2 separate regions of the Homo sapiens genome follow, and region 2 is linked to region 1. Evidence: chromatin loops called from intact Hi-C (ENCODE). Cell type or tissue: breast epithelium. All regions are shown on one strand. Links, peaks and the distances in the headings refer to the core of each region. The heading gives the core; the rest is flanking DNA.

What was found. A loop is a pair of places that touch in the nucleus more often than their neighbours do. Peaks named below come from ENCODE experiments on the same cell type or tissue, not always from the same donor. Only the 100,000 strongest peaks of a DNase experiment are listed, where the experiment ranks them.
Region 2: it touches region 1 in a loop (31-fold over the local background); 1 of 110 quality-filtered maps calls a loop at or near these places.

What each region holds. Positions count from the first base shown.
Region 1 is chr13:49,307,362-49,310,174 of GRCh38, forward strand. It overlaps CAB39L (calcium binding protein 39 like), which reads right to left. Exons shown (of 11, transcript NM_001079670.3): 11 at 1,289-2,813. Among named protein-coding and RNA genes, the nearest start is that of CDADC1, 61 kb to the left of the region's middle. In breast epithelium, for the core only: a CTCF peak has its summit at 1,089; DNase peaks (open chromatin) are centred at 940 and 1,910; H3K4me3 peaks cover 864 bases; H3K27ac peaks cover 2,500 bases.
Region 2 is chr13:50,135,885-50,138,697 of GRCh38, forward strand. The region is part of intron 2 of DLEU1 (deleted in lymphocytic leukemia 1); the gene reads left to right. Among named protein-coding and RNA genes, the nearest start is that of DLEU2, 12 kb to the left of the region's middle. In breast epithelium, for the core only: no CTCF peak of the experiment used is centred there; no DNase peak of the experiment used is centred there.

The DNA.
Region 1 (2,813 bases), core at 84-2,583:
TTGAAATCTTTCCGCTGAGTTATCCTTTAGCGCTGGTATCCAGAATTCCTTTTTCCGTGGGGGCTGGGAGGAGATGAAGTTATCTGTCCTGGGACAGAGAGCTGAAGAATAGGCCGAGGGGCCTGAATTCACAGCCTGGTTTCCAAAGACATGGACCTTGGGGTCAGCCCTGGCCCTAAATCCTGGCTCTGTGGCCAGCTGTCTGATCTGGAGGGAGTTACTCACCCTCTCTGTGGTCCAAGTTTCCCTCCATCAGGTGGAGACTCGAGTGAGATGTCTGTGCAGGCTTAGTGCAGACCAGACCGAACACTCAGCTTTTCTCTGCTTATTATGGCAGCTACATAACAGCAGTTTCCATGTTTCAAAAACAAAATCACACCTTGTTTACATCCATCTTCAATCTTTTCAATCTTTTTATGTAGACTAAGTCTAGCTTTTCAGGGTATCCCAATAGTATATGTTTCAGACCTTTATCTAACTGTGAGCCCCCAATACAATATCCAAAACCTTTCTGAAAGAACACTCATGAAGAGATGGTGTTCATTCATGCCACATGTATAATATTCTTTTGGATAAAATGGCAAAACAAGTAAAAGACATAAAATCGTAATGTCCTCTAATACAACAGGCCAGCAAGATTTGTAAATCTGTTTTGAAACAACTATCTTTTGACATTAAAAACGATTCCAGGAATCTTTGAATTTCATTTTCCTTCACATTGTTACAATCACTTTCAGTCTTATATAATTTCTAGACTGTGCTATGGCTCACAGCAGCTGTGTCTCATGGGAAATGCAGACAAACCAGTCTGGCTGGTGAGGGGGGCTGTGGAAAGCTCACAGCCCCTCCTTGGACAGCCACATTGCTCCCCCAGAGCCATCAAAGGAGGTCCGCCTATGAGGCTGAGGGTCTGGGACATTTCCAAGGGGAGGGTGCTCCTGAGTGTTTTCTCCAGGAGCAATCCTAACTTCTGGGCAGATGCCTGGCTCTGGCCAAGAGCCTCGTCCAAGAACATTATGATCTCAGTCCCTACTGGCCTAACGCTAGGACGCTTCCAGCTGGGGAACCTCCCAGGCAGCAGTGGGGGAGAGTTCCACATGGTTTCTGATGCCCTGGACCATCCCTAGTTCACAGCCTTGACGATGGGACGGGTGCAGGGTCACTGGTTGGTGGGGCATACAGGAAGGTGTGCTGGGGCCCTGGGGCAGCATAAGGCTTTCCCTGCCTGGAACGGTGGCAAGAACAAACACAGCCACACACATGCAATGGAATGAAACCAACCAAGAAGTGTGTGGTACCTTTTATTTAGTCAGTCTTCATTTAAATGTGTGCTTTTGAAATCACTAAATATGACCTTTTCAGAATTCAATTCTCACAGTATTTACAGTGAACTTTGTGCAAACAAATCCCCCTTTGTGCAAAGGGGGAGCTTCCTGCTCCCCCTTTCACATTAATAACTTACAAATTCAGATCACAACAAAACCCCAGACTCTAGTTTTCTGTTTGAAAGGTACTGAGCTGGGATAATGGGTTGCTAGGAAAGAGCTAATGCAAGCCCAAAGGAAATAAAATGTTTTCTTTATCAGAAAAGAATAATAACAAGGCCTCACTCTCCAAAGGAAAACAGACGTCCCAAGATGTTGTGGAACAGTATTAAGTAACCAAATACAATTCCAATGGTTATTTCACCTTCATTTTTTATACTTACACTCATCTCTTTTAATTAAATAAGCGAAACCAGAAAAGTGCAATTCGAAGGGACTCTGAACTGTCAGGGAACGTTATAAAAATAATCTGACGTCAGTGACTAAAGAGTACGGGTCATCAGGCTGCCGGCCGGCCTCCTGCAAGGGCACTGGCCAGGGAGGCCACAGCTGCCAAAGCGGGGAGGTGCGCCAGGCCCCACATCACCTGCCTCGGGGTCCATGCCAGGCAAGAAAGAAACACACACCTGGGCCTAGCCAAGGGTGGTGCCCTGCCAGGTAACTCTTCAGGTACAAAATCTACAAAGGGGATCAGTCCTGGAGAACACATTTCTCTTCCCCTCTCTAGGCAGAGAAATACCTGGCTGAAGAAAAACTACACAACACTCAAGTAATGTATAAGGGAGGGTTCCTGTGGAAGGCAACGATTCATGATTTAGAAACTGAAGTGTAAAAAATACAGATCAACAATTGTGCCTTTCATTCTTGTAAAATATCGCTTTAAAATCCCGTTTTAGATGGTTGATGTCTGAAACGAAACCACGGCCTTTTAAAATATTTTTGATTCCAAGCCTTTTTATAAGGAAGAGGAATTAACACCTCAATCATCCTAGTCACAAGAGACTATTCAGGACCAAAACTGTATAGGCTTTCTATGTGTTCACTAAAGACTGTGATGGGCAATTATAGAATGACAGCTTATTAGAAAAAAATTGCTTTTATCAACATCTGATACAATGGCTCTGAAAAAAATTTATTGATGGATCTGAGAATTTTTTCACACATGAATCATTTCTCCTTCCAATGGTTATTGATACTGATAGAAGTTCCCCGCTGAGACTCCCTGGACCCATGGTTTGTGCCTGCTGGGCATCCCACTATGCTGATTCCTACTCTAAAAGACACTTACAGCAGAAAGCATTCACCCATGACCATTATGAAGGAAATATTCTGTCCCTCACTCACCCTCTGGAAGCTAATATGGAGCAGCAGTCACTCTATCCAGAGCCACATGTTCACAGTTCTCTAGCAAGCAGGTCACACCCCGTGGGTCCCCTATTCCCCGTGACCCTTGTTGATCCATCCTCTTCCTGCTCAGTTGCTCCCCTG
Region 2 (2,813 bases), core at 97-2,596, 830 kb after region 1:
GCTGTTCCATAGGCCCTTGACATATATTGTCTCTTTTAATGCTCATGACAACTCCATCAAGTCGGTATTTTTATTTCCATTTTTTAGATTAGAAAAATGAGGTTCAGTGAGGTTATGCAAGGCCACTTGGGGAGTAAGTGGCAGACCCATCTGACTTCAAGCCTGTGTTCTCTTCCCTTTTCTCATGGAGTGCCTTCCCAACCCAGAGGGTGATGAGTCTAAAAAGGAATCATATTAAGAGAATTCACATTTGCAAATTTTAAATTCCTATAAAAAAATAGGCTTGGATGAACTTATAATATCTCTATAAATTATATTTTAGGGTTGCCAATATAAAAAATTAAGGAGATCAAAATAAACATCAAGAATGCTTTATACAAATTAAATTAACAGAATGCAATTAATGTCTCTTTACCGTTGCTTGCTAGAAAATTTTCAGAATAAAGAGATGCTTATCCATTAGTTTTGCTTTATTACACAGAGAAACACATGCGTGTCTAGCCTTACACTTAAGTGGAAATTCCCTTAGGTCACTTTCCCTGGGTTGTGACTAAAGGCAGCTGTCATTATCATGTAGGCCATGTGAGGTTTGTGACTGGAGAAGGGATTATGGTCATGTTATAATGTTATAAGTTGATAAAATTTTATAGGTACAAGTAAAAGCTTTTTACTTAAAACGAAAATCCTAGGATTACATCAATCAATCAATTCAGCAAATATCTGTTGAACATCTTCTGCCTGCCAAGGACCGTGCTGTGTGCTGAGGATATAACGTTGATCAAGACAAACTGAGTCCTTGCTACTGGAGACAGCCGATCAGGAAGGAAGGAAAACAAGACTTGCTTGGCTTCTGCCGTGTGCCAAACACTCTCCTAGATTCATTTAATCCTTCAGATGAGCCTGCTGTCTGTCCCTGTATATGCAGAACATGCGCAGAAAAAAAGTGAGCCTCAGAAAAATTAAATAGCTTGTTCAAGGTCATACAGCTTGTAAATGACAGAGCTCCAATTCAAACCCAGCAATAAAGACAAAGTTCTTTTCACTATGCTACACTACATCCTTGACTATGAAAATACTAAAAATTGTGAGTACTTGTTAGTCATTTTATCCCTCCTTGGCTTGTTTCCTCAATTAAAACAGCTGGGTGACTATTCTTATACTATTCACCTCATAGAACACTCTTAAAACCCAAAGCACTGTAAAAAAGTTTTTTTACAGTGCTTTTTAATTGTTTAGCTTAATTTAATTTTATAGGAGAAAAAGCATATGAACCCTAATAACAGGTGTGTCATAATAATCTATTGGTAGAAAAAAAATCCTAGTTCGATAGGATTAGATTTTGACAAATTATTATTGTTGCTTTTCTTTTATTAATTTAACACCAAACATTTATTGGAAATAGTAGAATTATGCCAAGCCTATAGATACAGAGATTTCTGAGCCTGTAGATACAGAGATACAGGATAAGGGCAAATTCCTTATCCAACAAGGACCTCCAAGTCTAGTGGGTGAGAGACATACCTATTTAGGTAAATTATAAAAATGTGCTGTAACAGATGCCCAAGGTCTCTGTTGCACAGACTGGAGTGCGGTGGTGCTATCATGGCTCACTGCAGCCTCAACCTCCTGGGCTCAATCGATCGTCCCATCTCAGCCTCTCAAGTAGCTGGGACCACAGGTATGCGCTACCATGCCAGGCTAATATTTTGATTTTCTGTAGAGACGGGGTCTCCCTGTGTTGCCCAGGCTAGTCTCAAACTCCTAGGCTCAAGCAGCCTCCCAGAGTGCTGGGATTATAGGTGTGAGCTACTGTGCCTGGCCCCAACTCTTCATTTTAAAGTTTTCCAATAGTTCTTGTAAAGTCTGCTTACACAGGCATTGGGGAAAGAGAGCTAGACCACTTGATTAAAGTGAGGTGGCCTAGAGAAAAACAGCTTTACAGCCTCTGACAATGTTGACAAGGATGTGGTTATATTCTACTAGCATAGATTAAGGATTCAAACAGATTTAGATAATTCAGTGTGCCATGGATGGGAAAGGTTGATGGGAAGTCTTCAAAGTAGATATAGGCAACATAAATTATAAAACATTATATGGCGGGGGGCATTTTGGCTAATAGTTTTACCCCTGAGTTCATTTAAAACTGTCAGTGGATGCCACTCATTTCTAGGGCATCTAGTCGATCCAATAAGAGTACAGCAAAGACAGGAGTTCAAGACCAGCCTGGACAACATGGCAAAACCACAAAAATACAACAAATACAACAAAAAATACAACAATTAGCTGGGTGCAGTAGCACGTGGCTATAGTCTCAGCTATTCTGGGGCTGAGATGGGAGGATCACTTGAGCCTGAGAGGTCAAGGCTTCAGTGAGCTGAGATAGCACCACTGCCCTCCAGCCTGGGCAACAGAGTGAGACCCTGTCTCAAAAAAACAAAAAGTACAGTAAAAAGTTCTGAACATATTTTTTCTAAGCAAAGGAATGTTTTATTCAAATGAAACTTTAACAAAAATCTAGTATATAAAGAACTGCAGTAGCTGAAGAAGATGGATGAGGAGGAGGGACGCCCTGACAACCACCAGAACAGCCATGCATTCAGTAGACTGAGGGGCCTGGCATCAAGTCTTGCCTTCTGTGTATTCCAGGTCTGGAAATAGGCAGCCACATCTGAGGTGCACAGTAAGTATATGATGACTGACTGAATAAATGAATGAAATGCCATCATTTTGCCTCTAAATGTAATTGAGGAACACAAAGCCGCTAACATTTTCATTAGTGAAAACCAAGGTAATGAATCCATTTAATAGCTCAT